2 separate regions of the Homo sapiens genome follow, and region 2 is linked to region 1. Evidence: read pairs that join two places in POLR2A ChIA-PET (ENCODE). Cell type or tissue: PC-9. All regions are shown on one strand.

Evidence for each region. Peaks named below come from ENCODE experiments on the same cell type or tissue, not always from the same donor. Only the 100,000 strongest peaks of a DNase experiment are listed, where the experiment ranks them.
Region 2: POLR2A ChIA-PET joins it to region 1 with 5 read pairs; 1 of 35 experiments calls an interaction of 5 or more read pairs at or near these places.

What each region holds. Positions count from the first base shown.
Region 1 is chr1:41,860,161-41,865,160 of GRCh38, reverse strand. All of the region lies in intron 1 of HIVEP3 (HIVEP zinc finger 3), which reads left to right. Among named protein-coding and RNA genes, the nearest start is that of HIVEP3, 56 kb to the left of the region's middle. In PC-9, no CTCF peak of the experiment used is centred here; DNase peaks (open chromatin) are centred at 2,080, 2,680, 3,180 and 4,700; H3K4me3 peaks cover 1,581 bases; H3K27ac peaks cover 3,990 bases.
Region 2 is chr1:42,204,395-42,209,394 of GRCh38, reverse strand. FOXJ3 (forkhead box J3) reads left to right here. Exons shown (of 13, transcript NM_014947.5): 6 at 3,532-3,633. Among named protein-coding and RNA genes, the nearest start is that of GUCA2A, 42 kb to the right of the region's middle. In PC-9, no CTCF peak of the experiment used is centred here; DNase peaks (open chromatin) are centred at 2,244 and 3,024; H3K4me3 peaks cover 1,267 bases; H3K27ac peaks cover 3,865 bases.

The DNA of each region.
Region 1 (5,000 bases):
TTTTGCTGGCTACCAAGGAGAGAGTGAATAAAAAAAATAGATCCAAGTGTCTACATTGAGAAGATGTTTGAGTTAACCACCTAATGGGGTCAAGTCCAATGATGGGATGGTTTGTGTACTTTATGACAAGCTCCTTCACCCTTGCTGTTTAACTGTCCCAGCCTCAAAAACTGGCAGGAAGCACAGTGCTCTCATTAATCTCTGCAAGACCTCCCTGGGAAACCAGATTAAGGAGCTCTGTGAAGAGAATCTGCTTATCAACATACTGATGAATGGGCTGGGTCAAGGGTGAGAGTCAGAGGCAGCCAGCGCTGAAGCGTAACCCCCTTGGATTAGAGTGGGTCGTTCTGTCTTTATGCCTATGTTAGCTGCTAAAGCAATTTGCAATCTGGACCTGATGCTCCTTTGATAGTCTTTCTTATCCAGAGTGTTTCCATGGGCCTGCTACCATTCAGCTGTGTCACTGGTTAGCTGCTGGCAAGACATCTGTGAATTCCTTTCCATCCTGACAGAAGCAGTTTATCCATTCTGCATATCCAGAGGTTCTCCTCATGACTCAGAGCCCCTCTGAGAAGAGAAACAGGTGAGCCAGGTGGTCTACTTACACATGTTCCAGTGCCCGGTTAGGGTAGTTCCAGCTCCTCTGTCTGAAAGTTGCCCATGACAAACTATTTATGGAGTAAGTAGGAGCATCTCTATGTGAAAGAACCAGCCTGAAGATGGCCACAGCTGCCTCCTTGATCTGTTCTTTCCGGGGCTTTAGAAATGGTGAGAAGTCACACTAGTTTTCTGCATCTTCATTTTCTTATCCATAAGACATAGGATGGGGAGATGATTGTCTGGCTCTGACCTCCTCTAAGTTTCTGTAACCCTCCAGCTCTCTGCTTGCTACGCACACCCAAATGTGAATGGTTTCTTCCCTCTCCTTTCCCTTCCTGTGAACCCGACCAGGGTGCTATAAACCCAAAGGAAATTTGGAAGGAAGGGAAGAAAAGGCCTGTCCCAATCCTGAGCCCTTGGGGAATCTCCAGTGGAAGAATTTAGAGAGTCTGTAGGGGAGAGCGGATGGGAAGGAGGGGAAAATGCAGAGCCAGGAGGGGCTGCCACTTCCTTTTGGTGCAGAGGATGGAATCTTCACCTCTCTCCACGTCTGATTCCAGGATGGATGATTTAGGGGGAATTTTCTGCAGATGGCTAATCCCATTCAGAAATTCTTCTTAGCTTCTATCAATAGTTGCGGCCCTTCTTAATCTGGATGTATTTGCTCATTTCCTGCAATAATCAGCTCTCACAATCGTAAATTTTAGAGCCAGGGAGAAACTTAGAGGCCAGCTTCTTAGCTTCAGCTTGACAGATGGAGAATCCTGGACTACAAAAATTTAAATGACTTGTCCAAGGTCACACAACCAACTAATTGAGAGAGGTAGAATTACTAGGATCTAATTTACATACAGTGAAATGTACAGATCTTATGTGTGCCGTTAGATCAATTTTGACGAACTCATGCACATGTGCTGCCCGCACCTCCGCTGGAGAACCAGAATTAGAATCATGCTCTTGGCTACAAATGCAAAAGTACAGAAAGCATAATGCCCACTGGGATTTCAGCTTCCATTTGGGAAGACCTTCCTTTCTCTGAAGGTCTGGTCCCCACTCCCTGAACTGGCACATGGTATCACCTCCCCTTTCCTTTCTTCTTTTGTCCCATTCCAAGAACCTATATTATTTTTGAGCCGGAGTTCAGATGTCTTCCTAGTTTAGTCAGGGTTGTCTAGGAAACTAGAAATAACTGCAGATTCCAGGCTCTACAGATCAGGTGATCCTTGGCTCCTCTCTTCAGAGCCATGTTAATTCCTGCCATCCTTTTCCAGCGTTCTCTGCTTTTTCCTGCCCTCACATTACTGGGATCACCCCCACCTTACGCAGTTTACTTTCAGCTCCCCAGCAGAAGCAGATCTGACCCTGCAGCTTAACTTCCCAGGAGGCAGTTGCTGGTAGCAGTCGATGCTGGGTGACATGTGCACAGATGACTCTGCGTCTGGGAACGTATGTGACAGTGGAGGAGGAACGCCTGTGAAATTCAACTTCTGTTTGACTCATCCTTGCCTTCCAGGAACTGGAGGAGGTGTGCATTTGAGACTGTTCAAGTCCATTTCACCTTAAGCATTGCTCTTGTGTGTGTGTGCATTCATTGTTTCCTTCCCTCCCGCTGCCATTCAGAATAACTGCAGCTGTGAGCCACTGCACTTGGGGTTACCATCTGAAAGGGAACCTGCTTATCTTCCGTCTATATCTGCCAAGTGAGAAAACTTGTCTCTACGTCAGTAAAGCTGGGCAGTGATGATATCCCTTGTTTTCAGGGATCTTTATCTGATTCCCTTGCCTGACTCCTAAAACCTAAGTCTCTGACCTGCCCTCCAATTCTCTTTTCACAACAAGCTGCCTGTCTTTGTCAAGATCTGTGGTCCACAGTCCTGTTGAATCTGTAGTTCATTTCTTAGACTCCCAGTGTGTCTAAAGAAATAGGAGGCAGGAGGCAAGCTTGGAGGGAATGGGAAATGTTGACAGCCATGCAGAAATGGATGGGGAGAGATGCATGCCAGGATGTTTGCAGTGGCTTGGGGGTGGAGGCAGAGGAGGTGCTGGGTGGCAAAGAGGAGGGAAAGAGAGGGGAGAGGGGAGGAGAAAAGAAAACAATGACTCAGTTCTTACACACTGAAGCATATGCATAAGTGTGAAAATAACTAAGCCCTACAGTATTTCAGCAGAAGGAAGGATTAGAGTTCTGGATTTCTGAGGATTTCTATCTTGTTCTCATGACTGCTCTTAGCTTATGGTCAGATAAATGTTAGGGGAGCATCAACGGAAGGAGCAAGAGAGGTGGAGAGGAGTGCAGAGCCCACACTTGTTGCTTATTTGTTTGGACAGACAGCCATTTCATTGGTGGATAAAACTTCACTTAACTTGTTAACTCCCCTTTGAAATGAGGAAGCATTGTCCGTAGCCTCGTGCTTCCAGTCAGTGCCACCTTTGGGTGGTCTGGCCTTTTTAAGTTCTTGTAAAGCTGCTCGAACCTGTGTCTTTATGTCTGACGATGCCACCTCCACCTCACATCCCCCAAGTTTTAAAATTCAGAACTGCCCCTGACTCATCCTTCATCCGCCCCCCGGCCAAATTTGTTTCCAAGCCCTTTAGATATTTGCTTTGTGGTATCTTCCAGATCTATTTCTTTCTCTCCCGTTGCCAACACCGTGGCCAGCCTGGTCTACACTGTAAAAGCTTTCTAATGTTCTCATCACCTCTCGTCTAGTCTGCATCCCCACAAAAAGCTAAAGTCTTGAAGTTTTTATTTAATTATGTTAATCTGCTGTTCACAAGTCTCCAACTGCTCCCTGCAGCTTATTGGAGAAAGCCCAAGCTTCTCTGTGTGGGATTCAGACCTCTCTGAAATCTGGCCTCCTTCCTTCCTATCAACGCTCTCATCTCTGCCTCCCTTGCACAAATCCTCCTCCCAGGGCTGGAAATGCAGGCAGCATGTGCAGGATGCAGAGCCTGTCTCATGCGGCGCTCACAGTCTCCCCACATCCCCAGAGGCCAGCTCACTTCTTAGCCACCTGCCTAAAATTTCCCCACCCTTCAAGGTAAACTCAATCCATTTTCCCATAAAGGCTGACCTGCATCCTCCTGAAAATGCCAGCTGCCCTCTTGGGCCTCTAGCAGAACACACTCCTGGATTCTTTGTGCCTTGATTTACCGTATTGCCAGCTACCATTGTGAATCTCATCTCCTTGGTTAAATCATAAGCCCTTAGAGTAGAGCAACTAGGTTTTTCTTTTTTCATTTCTTTTTTATAACCCTAGTGCTTGGCCTGGTGCAGTGTGCTCACAGGCCTCCATGAATTATTTTGGAGGAATTAAAGTGGACTTATCGGGCAAGCTACAAAGTGACTTTGTGTATTCAGCTATAACATGGTCCCCAGATGGAGCATGGTGTAGGAGTTTTATTTGGAGTCATTAGCCATTCTGCCCATACTGACGGACACAGGCAGTGCTATAGGCTGTGAATGGCACACAGCTTTTAACCACCACCCACCTCCAGTGCCCTGGCTCGAGTGTGCTGAGGGGCTGGCAGCAAGGCCTCTCCTCCCTCGTAGTTCGGGATTTTAATCACGTTGCCAAGAACCTAGTCCTGGCTTTGCCTCAATCTGATTCCACCTCCCTCCTGGAAGATGTTCTTCTTTTTGCTTTATTTTGGCTGCCAGTTTCGCTGCTCTGCTGCTTTCAGGTTTGTGTGCTTAAGGTGTGCCCACAGGAAAATTAGCCAGAATTCTAATTCCACGTGTGACTTCTTCGTTAGTGGAGTAATTTAAGAGATGTGAGTGTTCTGTTTCCAGCTGGCATTATACCTGTGGGGGCCAGACCCAGCAGGAAACTCCAACAATGGCAATGGTGGAGATATTAGGGGGAAATATCCCCTTAGTGAAAATGTAGAAGGTCCTCTGAAAACACTGCAAAATTTTTGCAAAAGGAGGGCGTCAGATACATTCAGATCCCTTTCCAATCCAAGAATAGTTTATTCTCTAAGAGCTATCTGGCTCCAGGTGTCTGCTTACTACAAACACAATGGAATTCTCCAAGTCCTAGCAGGGTTTTGACCAGCTCAGGAGAAAATTGCTATGTAAATACCTGTAGGGGAGTGGGGTTAGGAGGGTGTTTATGTCAAATTCTTGTACCAAAGCCAAATGCAAAGCAGGGAAAAAAGTTATAGCTTGAGATAAACAGACCACTGGCCCCACCTTAGGAGTCTTTGTGCTATGCTGACCTTGATTATGAACATGTTTGTTGTGGTAGGATTTGATCTATGACCACGAAGGTTTTCCATCTTGTCAAGGGGGAGATTTAAGGAATTCCCCCACTGTGGCATGCTGTAGCTACTAGAGGCATAACCATGTCGATTTGACTCTTCTCTCCGATATAACTGGGGTGTCTTTATGCAGAAGC
Region 2 (5,000 bases), 340 kb before region 1:
AAAAAAGTTCACAGCATGAATCTCTACACATGATTTTATTTTTCCAAGTGGGAGGGGCATGTTAATCCCTTTAATCTACCATCTTGGAGAAAGAAAAAACGAATTGTTTTCTTAATAGCTTTTTTAGATAGTTTGTTGTTAGTGTATAGAAATGCTACTGATTTTTATAGGTTAATCTTGTATCCCGCAACGTTACTGAATTTGTTTACAACTTTACTGAATACTGTTCTGTTTTTGTTGAAGTCTTTAGGATTTGGTCTATATAAGAGCATGTCAGCAGAGACAATTTCACTTCATTGCTTCCTATTTGGACGCCTTTTGTAGATAGTACCTGACTTAGAGAATGTTTTGGCTTACAATTTTTTGGCTTTCTGATGGTACAAAAGCAACACATATTCAGTAGCAACAGTACTTCAAGTACCTATACAACCATTCTGTTTTTCACCTTCAATATAGTATTCAATAAATTACATGAGATATTTAACACTTTATTATAAAATAGATGCTTTTGCTCATGTGTGGCTTAATGTGTAAGTGTTCTGAACGTGTTTAAGGTAGGTTAGGCTGAGCTGTTATGTTCAGTAGGTTAAGTACATTAAGTGCATTTTTGACTTATGGTAGTTTCAGTTTATGATGGGTTTATTGGGACGTAACCCCATCATAAGTCGAAGAGCATCTCTAGTTCCTTCTCTTGCCTAATTGCTTTGGCTAGGCCATCCAGTACTATGTTGAATAGAAATGGTGACAGTGGGTATCATTGTCTTGTTCCTGGTCTTAAGAGGAAAAGCCTTTAACTTTTCACCATTGAGTATGGTGTTAGCTATGGACTTATTATATGTGACCTTTATTGTGTTGAGGAATGTTCCTTCTATACCTTTTTTGTTGAGCGTTTTTGTCATGAAAGGATATTGAATTTTGTCAAATGCTTTTTAAAGTATCTTTGGGATGATCCTTCATTCTTTTAGTCTTTGATTCTCTTAATATGGTGAATCACATTTATTAATGCATGTATATTGAATCAGCCTTACATCCCAGGGATAAATCCCACTTGATCATGGTGAATGATCCTTTTACTGAACTGTTGAATATGATTTGCTAGTATTTTGTTGAGGGATGAGTATTTCTTTGTATCAGCAGATCCTTGACATCAGTAGCAGATATATTCTAGTGGTCATCATAGTGGCCAGCACTTACTGTGTGTTTCAGTTACCATGCTAAGCGCTTTACATGAAATACTGTGTTGATGTTCTTAACAGATCTCTAAAGGAAGTAGCATAATCATCTTTTTATAGATGAGAAAACAAGCATAAAGTTCGAGTAATTTACATGAAATCAGATAACAAAAGTTTCCCTTTTCCTACCAGAAGGGAAGAATGAGAATTAGTGAACCAATAGTTCAGACTGAGATGACTGAGTTGAATTAAGGGAATATGAGATTTGTACCTTTCTAAAGTAATCTTCTGTGTTAACTTAATTATAGCTTGGTTGGCTGGCACCAAAACTGAGGCATAAATAAGAGTTATTTTTATAGCTCTTCTATTTCACCTTGCTCTCAATGTGTACCTGGGACCTAAGTGCTGGATTCTAGCTTGTAGGGGTAGCTCTGGTCTTTTTCAATCAAGATCCCTATTCTCTGCCCGAAGGTTGATTAGATTATCTGGAATGAGAAAAATGCTGAGGGATTAAAGGATAGATTAATTTCAAAAATGTGTCTTGGTGAAATTGCTCTCTCGCTCATCTGGTATGATCTTTTAGAAATGCATGTACAATTAGGATCATGTGTGGGACAAATAGTTTTTGCCAGAGAGGGAATATATATGTAGCTAGCATCATAATCATAAATTACTTCTGTTTGCCCCTCTTTAACATTTACCATTGAAGTTGAACTTTTGAAGGCTCAATAAAGCAATAAAAACCGTTTCTTAGAGAGAGGAGTTATCACAATGTATATATTCAGAATTCTAATAGCAGAAAACTTTCTGTATTGTTTTTAACACCCATGTTAACTCTAAACAGTACATATGAGGTATATTTAGGGGATCGTTCAGTTGCTCTAGCAAAGGAAGAAAAATAAAACTATAACTGATGTACACTCACAGAAAGACAAATATTGCGTATTCTCACTCATATGTGGTAGCTAAAAAAGTGGATTACATGAAGATAGAAAGTAGATTGGTGATTATCAGAGGCCAGGAAGGGTAGGGGGAAGGGATATGAAGACAGGTTGATTAATGGATGTAAATATACACTTAGAAGAAATAAGAACTGGCTGGGCATGATGACTCAACACCTGTAGTAGCACTTTTGGAGGCTGAGGCAGGTGGGTCACTTTAGGTCAGGAGTTCAAGACCAGCCTGGCCAACATGGTGAACCCTGTCTCTACTAAAAGTACAAAAATTAGCCAGGTGTGGTGACACACACCTGTAATCCCAGCTACTTGGGAGGCTGAGGCAAGAGAATCGCTTGAGCATGGGAGGTGAAGGTTGCAGTGAGCCGAGATTGCACCACTGCACTACAGCCTGGGCAACAGAGCGAGACTCCATCCCAAAAAACAAGAAGAAGAAGAAGAAGAAATAAGACCTGATGTCTGATAAATCAGTAGGGTGGCTGTAGTTAACATTAATTGATTGTATATTTTGAAATAGCTTAGAAGAGAATAATTTGAATATTCCTAGTATAAACAAAAGATAAAATTTGAGGATATCTCATTTTTCATTTGATTATATGAATGTATTAAATTATCACATGTATACTCAAAATATGTACATCTAATATGTATCAATAAAAATAAATAGCAAAAGTTTTAAAAATCTATAACTGGCTTAAACCAGAGAGATTTATTTCTCTGTCAGGTAGAAGCCCAAACTCATGGGTGGGTCAGAGATATAAACAGCTCTGTTTCACAGGGTCATTCAGATGTCGAGGTTCCTTCTAATCCTGTTTTTCCGGTATTTTCCCAGGGTATTACCCTCAGCTATTTATGGTTAAGCAAGATCACCACCACCATATCTGTCTTAAATCTGCAATAAGAGAGAAAGAATGAATGGTGGGCAAGCAGGTTTCTTTCAAAGACATGACCCAGAAGTGGCACACATCACTCCTGCTCACATCCTGTTGGTCACACCGTAGTCACATGGCCACAGGCAGCTTCTCAGGAATCTAGAAAGGTAGTCTGTGGCTGGGCAGACATGAGTAGATACTGTAAATATCTATTACTGAAAGGGATGAGGGGAGAATGGATATTAGGGGATCATTAGCAATTTTCACTACAGAAGTTTATTTGTAATTTTTGTCAGCCTATCCTGCAGTAAATTAAGAGTTGTTAGAGAGTAGCCATACCAAAGGACTTTGTAATATCAAGTCAGTAGCATACTAAAATTTAGTAGAAGAGATTTCACTAGTGATTTAAATTCATTTTCAGAAACAAAGCACAAAACTGGATGTTCAAGAATTTGATGAGATCCCTTCAAACTGTGTTAAAGTTGCTGGATATATGAGCTAATAATTATTTATTTTGTTCTTGTATTTTAGGCCTCAACTCCATATAGCATAGATTCAGATTCTTTGGGAATGGAGTGTATTATTTCGGGAAGTGCCTCTCCAACTCTGGCAATCAACACTGTGACTAACAAAGTAATTTCATTTTTTTAAACATTATTGAAATGTCATTGAGTAGTACATTTAATTTGCCTTTGTAATAATGATAGAATCCTATATGGTTCAGTTTAAAGATTATATAAATTTGTCTACCCTATGCATGGTAGCTTGAAGGCTAAATTCAGAATGTTTTGAGGTATGCACAAATTAGAACAAAATATCTCTCAGGAGAGATTGGAAGGTCCTTACCGAGAAGTTCTATACTTGTTTAAAAATTCTTGGCTCTCACAGTTCCCATTGATAGAATTTGTGAGCCAGCATTTTATTGAGTCAATTTGTTTCAGAATTGTTAATTACCTCTCCAGATATGTGGTTGAAAAAAAGATTGTCAAATTCTGGGGAGTTAACAGAATCTAGTAAAATAAATAATTGGACAGCCTCATAGAGTTCACTGGGATGGTGGTCTACCTATTTTCATGATATTCAAGTCTAGGAATATAGCCAGAAATAGTACATGGTTGTTTGCTACATTTTGATGGTTGAGTCACAACTTTGTGATGGGTCATTATATACCTAGTGGGATACAGGTATATATCTGTCTCTTCTTTATAAGACAGTTTCTTAATCTTACATCTCAAAACCCTAAAAAGACTCTGGGAGGTTCATGAATCCAGTTTTGTTCATCTGTTTTCTTCCCTACTAGACCATGAGTACTCCAGAGCCATATATCTCTCACACTTATGCTTAGATTCTCTTTCAGTCTTGTTTTCATTTTCTCCCTCTAGCTTTCACCCTCTTTTTTTCTCTCCCTCTCTCTCATTTTCATTCTTCCACTTCATGCACACACATAAATATGAACACATACACATACATCATTGCACTAATATGGTACTCCTAGGATCCTTTTACTTGTAGAAAGATAATGATTAAACAGATGACAGATTATAATCAGAGTGACATATTCAGATTTCTAGTTCAGAAAGGAAACTGGTAGCCTAGGCATAGAGGAATGATTCTTCCCACATGGCAGTCTCTGGAATAATTACATCACAGTCACTTAGAGAGAGGGTTTATGGGGCAGTTGGGGGGTGGGGGGTGGTGGTAGTGGTGGTAATCCCAGGATTCCATTGCAATTCTGCCAAATCAGTTACTGTGTCATGAATAGGGCCCAGAAATACGTCCTTTAAAAAATGATCTCTAATGGTGACCAGCTAGGTGAGAATTTCTGGTGAAGTGGTTGGGTTAGAATCAGAAATACCTAATACTGCTCTGTGCTGTAGTCTAAGTGGTGATGAAGACCTAAACATAGATGATAGTGTGGTTACTAGGAAACAATTAGGAAGTAGTAATGATGGGACTTTATGACCAAATAATGTGGATGTCAAAGGAGCTGAAGATTTTGG